Linked DNA regions of Homo sapiens: region 2 is linked to region 1. Evidence: read pairs that join two places in POLR2A ChIA-PET (ENCODE). Cell type or tissue: GM12878. All regions are shown on one strand. Each heading gives the region's core, and the rest is flanking DNA. Links, peaks and the distances in the headings are about the cores only.

Region 1 (4,389 bases), core at 92-4,091:
GGTAATTATTCTGTCCTTTGAAACTTTTCTGAGATAAAGACACAGCTTTCCATACAAAGATGGTCATAGCAACATTGTTATCACTCACACAATTAGGAATCTTAATGCCCTTCAAAAGAGTTGCTACTGTGCTTGTCCTTTCAGTGTCATACTGTGTAGCCATTACAGATATTTGCAAACAGTTGTCAATAACCAAAAAAAGTGCTTTTGTTTTAGCTGAGGTGGGAAATAAGATTGGCACTGAAATGGATAATGCAACATGACCTCAACTATGTAAATATCCATAGCAAAGAAAAAGACCCGAGGAAATAGATTGCAACTCCAGCAGCAGTCATCTCTAGGCACCACGGTTGCCGTTTCTCTTTCATTGTTGTCAAAGTTTCCTACTTCTCTAAAGTGAATGTTACATTTATAATCAGAAGGTTTTATTAAAATGGGCCGGGTGAGTTGGCTCACACCTGTAATCCCAGCACTTTGGGAAGCCGAGGCAGGCAGATCAGTTGAGGTCTGGAGTTCAAGACCAGCCTGGCCAACATGGCTAAACCCCATCTCTACTAAAAGTACAAAAATTAGCTGGGCATGGTGGCCTGCGCCTATAAACTCAGCTACCTGGGAATCTGAGGTAGGAGAATCGCCTGAACCTAAGAGGCGGAGGCCGCAGTGAGCCAAGATCACGCCACTGCACTCCAGCCTGATGACAGAGCAAGACTCCATCTCAGAAAATGACAACAACAACAAAAAGTTATTAAAATGTTTATATCTCTGAGGTGGTTGAATTACCTAATCTTCCAAAGCCCTGGAATTAGATACACCATTAAAACATTAAATCTTAATCCATTCAGCCTTTCCCCCCATTACATTCAAGCAAATGTATATTGAGCATCTCTTCCTAAAACACTGTGTAAAACGGTGTGCCAGGGCATTGTGGGACAGAAAGACGAGCAAGGTGAAGGTGTAACCCTCATTGAGCTTTGGAGCTTGCAGTCTACTGAGTATTTCTGTATACCAGCAAAAGACATTTAGAAAATGAATATTTGAAACAATATCATTTACAATAGCATAAAAAAATGTCGACTACCTAGCAGCAACTCTAACAATAGATCTGCAAGATTCCTGTCAAGTGAGCATGGAAACAAATGCTGTAAATATCAGAATGTTACACTATTGTAAATATGTCAGTTCTCTCCAAATTTAGCCATAGATGTAGGGCAAGTCTAAGAAAATTTTAGCACGTATTTTTGTGGAAATGAAGAAGGTGATTTTTGAATGTATATGGAGATTAAAAGGGCCAAGAATAGGCAATATTGAAAAACAGAAGGAAAGAAGTTGGAAGACTTAATTACTATATGGCAAGATTTACTGTAAAACTGCAGTAATCAGACAGTATGGTCTTGATACAAGGATAGACAAATAGATCAATGAAACTGGAGTATCCAGAATGAGACCCACATGGGTAGTCACCTGATTAATGACAATGGTGGCGCTGGAGTGCAGTAGAGAAGTGAGGGCCTTTTCTGTAAATGGTGCTGGGTCAAGTAGATTTCCATATAGAAAAACTTAATTTTGGCCAGTACCTCATATCCTACACAGAAATCAGTTCCAGATGTACTCAAAGTCAGAATGCGAAGAGTAAAACAGTAACTTTGTTAGAAGTAAAAAGCATTTCCTTATAACCTTGGGGTAGGTAAGAACCTCTTAAGCTTGATACAAGAAACACCATCCAAGGGAAAGATTAATAAATTGAACTACATTAAAATTAAGAACCTCTACTCATCTAAAGACCCAGTATAAAGGGAACGAAAAGGTAAGCCACCATCAGAGAAAGTATTTGCAATATTTATCTCCAGTAAAGGGTTTGTGGTCAGAGTATATAAAGAAAAGCAAGAAAAAGCCACACAGCCTAATTTTAAAAATGGGCAGGCTAGGCGCGGTGGCTCACGCCTGTAATCCAAACACTTTGGGAGGCTGAGGTACGTGGATCACGAGGTCAGGAGATCGAGACCATCCTGGCTAATACAGTGAAACCCCATGTCTACTAAAAATACAAAACAATTAGCCGAGCGTGCTGGCGGGCGCCTGTAGTCCCAGCTATTCGGAAGGCTGAGGCAGGGAAATGGCGTGAACCCAGGAGGCAGAGCTTGCAGTGAGTGGAGATCGCACCACTGCACTCCAGCCTGGGCGACAGAGCAAGACTCCGTCTCAAAAAAAAAAAAATGGGCAAAAGACTTGCACAGGCACCTCACAAAAGAAGATATTCAAACAGTCCATAAACATATATGAACAGGCACCCGGTTTCACTACTGGAAGAAAGCCCCCACGCAATATCACTGCATACCCAGCAGATGGCGCCACCGACCAGGGCAAAGAACACCAAGTATTGAGAGGCCAAGAAACAAATGGAGTTCTCAGACCTTTCTTCCTGGCCACAGGTCTGTGGGCGAGCTACTGAACGTCGCCAAACCTCACTTGCTGTCTTGTCCTGTGCAGTGGCAACAGTGTGCACATCTTCAGGTTACTGTGAGTCTGTAGGTCACATGAAGCCCTCGCAGAGAACCAGGCACGTGGGGGCTCCTAGAATCTTTTTTTCAGGACTTACCGCCCTGCCCTCTCTGCCTATAAGGGCCTTCTGGTAGTTACTAGGTCTTTTTCCCCCAGAAATTATTTAATAAGGGCAACAATAACAATAGCTAGCACTTGTATCATACATAGTAACTGCCAAGTTAGTTATCTGTTATCTCCCAACACCACCAAAATAGGTAGATACTAAAGTATTCAGGTACCATTGCTGTTTACATTTTACTGGTGAGACAACTGAGGTGCACAGAGGGAAAGTAACCTGCTCAGGATCACCCAGCTAATAAGTGATGGAGGTGTGCTCAGACCCAGGCATTCCAGTGTCTGTGATTAACCCTATGTTCTAATTATACCAGTGTTTGTAATTAACCATATACTCTAGTGCCTCTCAGGAAATACCAGACTTTCTCTACTTCCTGCTCTGGTTTCGCTGAACCTTCCCATCACGACTCCTGCCCTGAAGCCCTCTTTCCCTGTTTGAATCTAGCCTGATCTCTTTTCTACCTTCCTGGAATATTCCTTAGATAATGTAGTAATAATGTGAATAACGGCCCCCACCACAATGACCATAATCTAATCACCATGGCAGCCAAGCCTGCTTCTGTTGAGCCCTTGCTCTGTGCCAGGCGCTGTGCTTGGCTCTTTCTGTGCATGGTCACGTTGCCTCTCTGGAACAACCCAGTGAGGAAGCCTTGACTGTTCCCACCACTGTGTAGAATCTGAGCTGCAGAGAGGTGAAGCGCCTTGTCCAAGGCCACAGTTAGGAGGTGGCAGGGCCAAAGGTCAAGCCCAAGTCTGTCTGCCAGACTCCGAAGCCTGACCTCTTCACCAGAGCTCTGTGCTGTCACTTGCCGTGTCTGGCGTTTGGATCCCTGGCTATGTTCAGTCGTGTATGCTTTGATCTAAGTTATGTTTACAAAGACCATCCCCTGCCCCATTCAGCATTTATTGAACACCTGCTGTGTATCAGACATTTGGAGTGTATTGGGGTCAGCAAGATCAATAAGGTGATGGTGCTGACCTTGAGGAGCTCAGGTCTAGTATGGGAGGCAGATCTTTGCAAATGAGGGTGGGCTGTGCAGTAGCAAATATGTGTGGGTACAGAGGTGCCAGTGAGGAGGGAACAATTAAATCCACCTGGGAGGGGGGCATGGGGAACGCTTTACCAAGAGATGCCCGAGCTGGGTTTTGAAATGTAAAAGTTTGCTGGATGACAAGGACAGCAAGGGCATTCTAAGCAGAAAGCCCCATCAATTGAAGTCATGTGGTCCTAAAGAATTTAAAATTTCTTCTTCTTGTTGGGGATCTTCAGAGCAGACCCACCCACCTAAGCCACCGTCTCCCATTGACCAGGAGTATGATGTGTGATGCTAATAGATGTACACAGAAGAGAGGAGGGAGAATCTGCCCTTCTCCCATATTGCCAACGATGTCTTGTCACTGGCAGGGTGTCAGGCACATGGGGGCCTGCGTGGAGAGTGTCACTGATGGCCACAGCTGGAGTGGTGCGGTGACTGTCAGACTTCAGTGGGATTGGGGCCCTGCACCAAAAGTCCAATTCAATGGGTCTGGGACAACTTACAAAGGTGATTCTGATGCAGGATGCCTGGGAACTGCAGTTTGGAAAACTCTGCCGTTTGAAACTCTTGGGGAAGATGCACTTGAGGCAAGATGAAGATGTAGATTTGGGAGTGGGTCCTCCAATGATTCATCCCAGGGTGGTTCAAGTGCTGTTTGAGTTACCTAATTATAGAGGGAAACTGGGCCCATGCCCCCTCCCGCAGCCTTTTGGTAGATTTGGGTACAAGTGGTTGA
Region 2 (4,389 bases), core at 163-4,162, 1.0 Mb after region 1:
ATAAAATTTTTTTTAAGAAGAAAAAAGACTCGATACATATTGAGTATTGGATATTATATTTAAAATAACTTTTTGCTAGGCTGGCTGTGGTGGCTCACGCCTCTAATCCCAGCACTTTGGGAGGCCGAGGCGGTAGGATCACGAGGTCAGGAGATCAAGACCATCCTGGCTAACACGGTGAAACCCTATCTCTACTAAAAATACAAAAAAATTAGCCAGGTGTGGTGGCAGGAGCCTGTAGTCCCAGCTACTCGGGAGGCTGAGGCAGGAGAATGGTGTGAACCCGGGAGGCAGAGCTTGCAGTGAGCTGAGATCACACCACTGCACTCCAGCCTGGGCAACAGAGCAAGACTCTGTCTCAAAAAAAAAAAAATACTTTTTGCTATTTAAAAACAACAAACTTTTATTGATTAAAAATAAATCCCTCACATATCCATCACCCATCAAATCAGGCTGACCTGGTATAATCTATACACGTACCTACATCTGCCTCTCCTGTATTATTTTGAAGTAATCCATTTCATCTATAAAGATTTCAGAATTTAGGCTGGGCGCGGTGGCTCACACCTATAATCCCAGCATGGTGGATTGAGGCCAGGAGTCCGAGACCAGCCTGGCCAACGTGGTGAAACCCCATCTCTACTAAAAATACAAAAATTAGCTGGCCGTCGTGGCACATGCCTATAATCCCAGCTACTCTGGAGGGTGAGGCATGAGAATCACTTGAACCTGGGAGGCGGGGTTTGCAGTGAACCAAGATGGTACCACTGTACTCTAGCCTAGGTGACCGAGTGAAACTCTGTGTCAAAAAAAAAAAAAAAAAAAAAAAGGTTTCGGGATTTAGAGAGAGACTATCTTTGGATAAGAAATTTGCCATTCTGGCCAGGCGTGGTGGCTCACGCCTGTAATCCCAGCACTTTGGGAGGCTGAGGCAGGTGGATCATAAGGTCAGAAGATCGAAACCACCCTGGCCAACATGGTGAAACCCTGTCTCTACTAAAAATACAAAAAAACCTAAAAATAGCCAGGCATGGTGGCACGCCCCTTTATTCCCAGCTAGCTACTTGGGTGGCTGAGGCAGGAGAATTGCTTGAACCTGAGAGGCAGAGGTTGCAGTGAGCTGAGATCGTACCACTGGACTCCAACCTGGGTGACAGAGCAAGACACTGTCTCAAAAAAAAAAAAAGAAAAGAAAAAAGAAATTTGCCACTCCTCCTCCCACCTCTTGCAGATAGTGGCAATGGAAAGTTACCCAATGATGCTTCTTGGGAAGCCTTCCACTGGGAGGATGCTTGGAGAGAAACGTTTAATCCCACTCCACGTATCCCCTCTGGAACTTGACTCTCGTTTTGCAAACAGGAAAAAACCGGTCACCCACTTAGATGACTCAGCCAGCCCCAGGCCTCCTCTGGTCCACTGCAGAGTTCCCGAAGACCCAAATGTTTTGCCTCAGCCACACGTTTTCACTTATTTTTGATTCATTCCAAAGGCAGGCAGGAAATTGCCGCCAGTCATTAATCATGCATGAATCTTTCCTCTGCGCCTCTTCCATGAACAAGACCCATGTTGATGGGCACCTCCCTCTTGTGATCTTACCTTGATGGGCTCTGACAGCAGGTCGTAGGTGTCTCTCTCTATTTCACAGCACAGGTCACCAACACTCAGGCAGGGAAACTGAATTGCTCAAGCCCTGTAAGTGGGAGAACCAAGCCTTGAACCTGGCTCTGTGGGCTCTTAGTGGAAAGCCCACAGGGTGGGTTAAAGGCCTGGTTCCCACATTGCACTAAAAAATGAACACTCTCTGGAGTCCCGCTCTCAGTAGCCATCTGGATGAGAAATGATCTCTTGCCGGGAGCAGTGGCTCACGCCTGTAATTTCAGCGCTTTGGGAGGCTGAGGCGGGCAGATCACCTGAGGTCAGGAGTTTGAGACCAGCCTGACCAACATGGTGAAACCCCATCTCTATTAAAAATACAAAAATTAGCTGGGCGTGGTGGCAGGCACCTGTAGTCCTAGCTACTTAGGAGGCTGAGGCAGGAGAATCGCTTGAACTCAGGAGGTGGAGGTTGCAGTGAGCTGAGATCGCACCACTGCACTCCAGCCTGGGGAACACAGTGAGACTCTGTCTCAAAAGAAAAGAAAAGAAAAGAAATGATCTCCTGCAGAATGCCCAGGAGGAACACTGACTGAGAACCAGATGCTCATGCTGGCATTGGAACCAGGCTTCTTGAGGTCCCCTCCTGAAAACCTCTTTTGCTCTTGGCAGGCTCTCACTCTCCATGCTCAGTTGGCTTCACCCCAGGGGTACCAGGCACTAGGGGGTGGAGGACAGGTACCCTGCTGACCAGGCCCCCAGGAGGGCTCCACAGCTGGCCCTGCCTCCTCATTTAGGCAGCACCAATTGTTGCCAAGATGGCTATTATTTTTATTTTTAATTAATTAATTAATTCTTCTTCTTCTTTTGAGATGGAGTCTCACTCTGTCACCGAGGCTGGAGTGCATTGGTGCGATCTCAGCTTACTGTAGTCTCCACTGCTTGGGGTTCAAGCGATTCTCCTGCCTCAGCCTCCAAGTGGCTGGGATTACAGGTATGTGCCACCACACCTGTCTAACTTTTTCTTTTTTTTTTTTTTTTTGAGATGGAGTCTCACTCTGTCGCCCAGGCTGGAGTGCAGTGGTGTGATCTCGGTTCACTGCAACCTCCGCCTCTTGGGTTCAAGCGATTCTCCTGCCTCAGCCTCCCGAGTAGCTGGGACTACAGGCGTGTGACACCACGCCCGGCTAAGTTTTATACTTTTAGTAGAGACAGGGTTTCACCACGTTAGCCAGGATGGTCTCCATCTCCTGACCTCGTGACCCACCTGCCTCGGCCTCCCAAAGTGCTGGGACCTTGTGAACCACCGTGCCCTACCAACTTTTGTATTTTTTGTACAGACGGGGTTTCACCATGTTGGCCAGGCTGGTCTTGAACTCCTAACCTCAAATGGTCTGCCCGCCTCAGCCTCCCAAAGTGCTGGGATTACAGACCTGAGCCACCGTGCCTGGCCCTTAAATCAGTAGACTTTGAATAAAGGACACTGCCCTTCATAATGTGCGTGGGCTTCATCCAATCAGTTGAAGGCCTAAAAAGCAAAGACCAAGATTTCCTGAAAAAGAAGGAATTCAGCCTCAAGACTGAAACACAGACACCCTCTCTGAGTGTCTGGCCTGCCTGGCTTGCCCTGTGGATTTCAAACTCAGTACTGCAACATCCACTCTTACGTGGATTTTCAGTCTGCTGGCCTGCCCTGCGGAGTTTGGACTTGCCAGCTCCTACAATTGCATGAAGCAATTCCTTAAAGTAAATCTCTGTCTCTAGCTCTGTATCTCCTTTTGGTTCTATTTCTCTGGAGAATTCTACTGATACTTAGATATTCCCCAATTACAGAATCCCCCACACATCCTGCCAACATCAGCTAAGCCGTGTTTTTGCAAACTCTCCCCAAATAACCTGACACAAATCCAAATCCTATGATGAGAACTTTCTAACATTGTCTTTATTGAGTCACTCAGGACTGACTACTTAACTTGTGGGGCCCAGTACACAGTGAAAATGCTGGCTGGGTGCGGTGGCTCACTCCTGTAATTCCAACACTTTGGGAGACTGTGGCGGGCAGATCACCTGAGGTCAGGAGTTCAAGACTAGCCTGGCCAACATAGCAAAACCTCACCTCTACTAAAAATACAAAATTAAGCTGGGCGTGGTGGGTGGGTGCCTGTAATCCCAGCTACTCAGGAAGGCTGAGGCAGGAGACGTGCTTGAACCCAGGAGGCGGAGGTTGCAGTGAGCCCAGATCACGCCACTACAGTCCAGCCTGGATGACAGAGCGAGACTCCGTTAAAAAAAAAAAAAAAAATCCTAGGCCAGGCATGGTGGCTCATGCCTATAATCCTAGCACTTTGGGAGGCCAAGTGGGGTGGATGGCTTGAGTCTAGGAGTTTGAGACCAGCCTGGGCAACACAGCAAGACCCCCATCTTTGCAAAAAATAAAGTTAAATAAAAAACCTAGCCAGGCAAGATGGCATGTGCCTGCAGTCCCGGCTACTCAGGGGACTGAAGTGGGATGATCACTTGGGCCGGGGAGGTTGAGGCTGCAGTGAGCTTTGATCTCACCACTGCACTCCTGCCTGGGTAACAGAGTGAGACCCTGTCTCAAAAACAAAGTAAAATAAGAAAGCCTGTAGGTTGAAAATATTAAGGTTAAAGAGGTGGTAACAATCAGGGTTGGTTTGGGGAGCTGAGCTACCATGGGTGAGTGTTACGGGATAAGGGAAGGAATGAGACTTTGCACAATTATTGCAGGATCTCGGGAGGTGAAGATCTGGGAGTGGGACCAGAGGAGTCACCAAC

Evidence for each region. ChIA-PET counts read pairs that join two places held together with the same protein. Peaks named below come from ENCODE experiments on the same cell type or tissue, not always from the same donor. Only the 100,000 strongest peaks of a DNase experiment are listed, where the experiment ranks them.
Region 2: POLR2A ChIA-PET joins it to region 1 with 5 read pairs; 3 of 35 experiments call an interaction of 5 or more read pairs at or near these places.

Annotation. Positions count from the first base shown.
Region 1 is chr16:10,951,776-10,956,164 of GRCh38, forward strand. All of the region lies in intron 1 of CLEC16A (C-type lectin domain containing 16A), which reads left to right. Among named protein-coding and RNA genes, the nearest start is that of CLEC16A, 9.4 kb to the left of the region's middle. RefSeq lists an enhancer at 2,203-2,272. In GM12878, for the core only: a CTCF peak has its summit at 2,339 (motif pointing right); a DNase peak (open chromatin) is centred at 2,356; H3K4me3 peaks cover 463 bases; H3K27ac peaks cover 517 bases.
Region 2 is chr16:11,954,548-11,958,936 of GRCh38, forward strand. It overlaps a transcript of NPIPB2 not described here. Among named protein-coding and RNA genes, the nearest start is that of TNFRSF17, 8.5 kb to the right of the region's middle. In GM12878, for the core only: no CTCF peak of the experiment used is centred there; no DNase peak of the experiment used is centred there.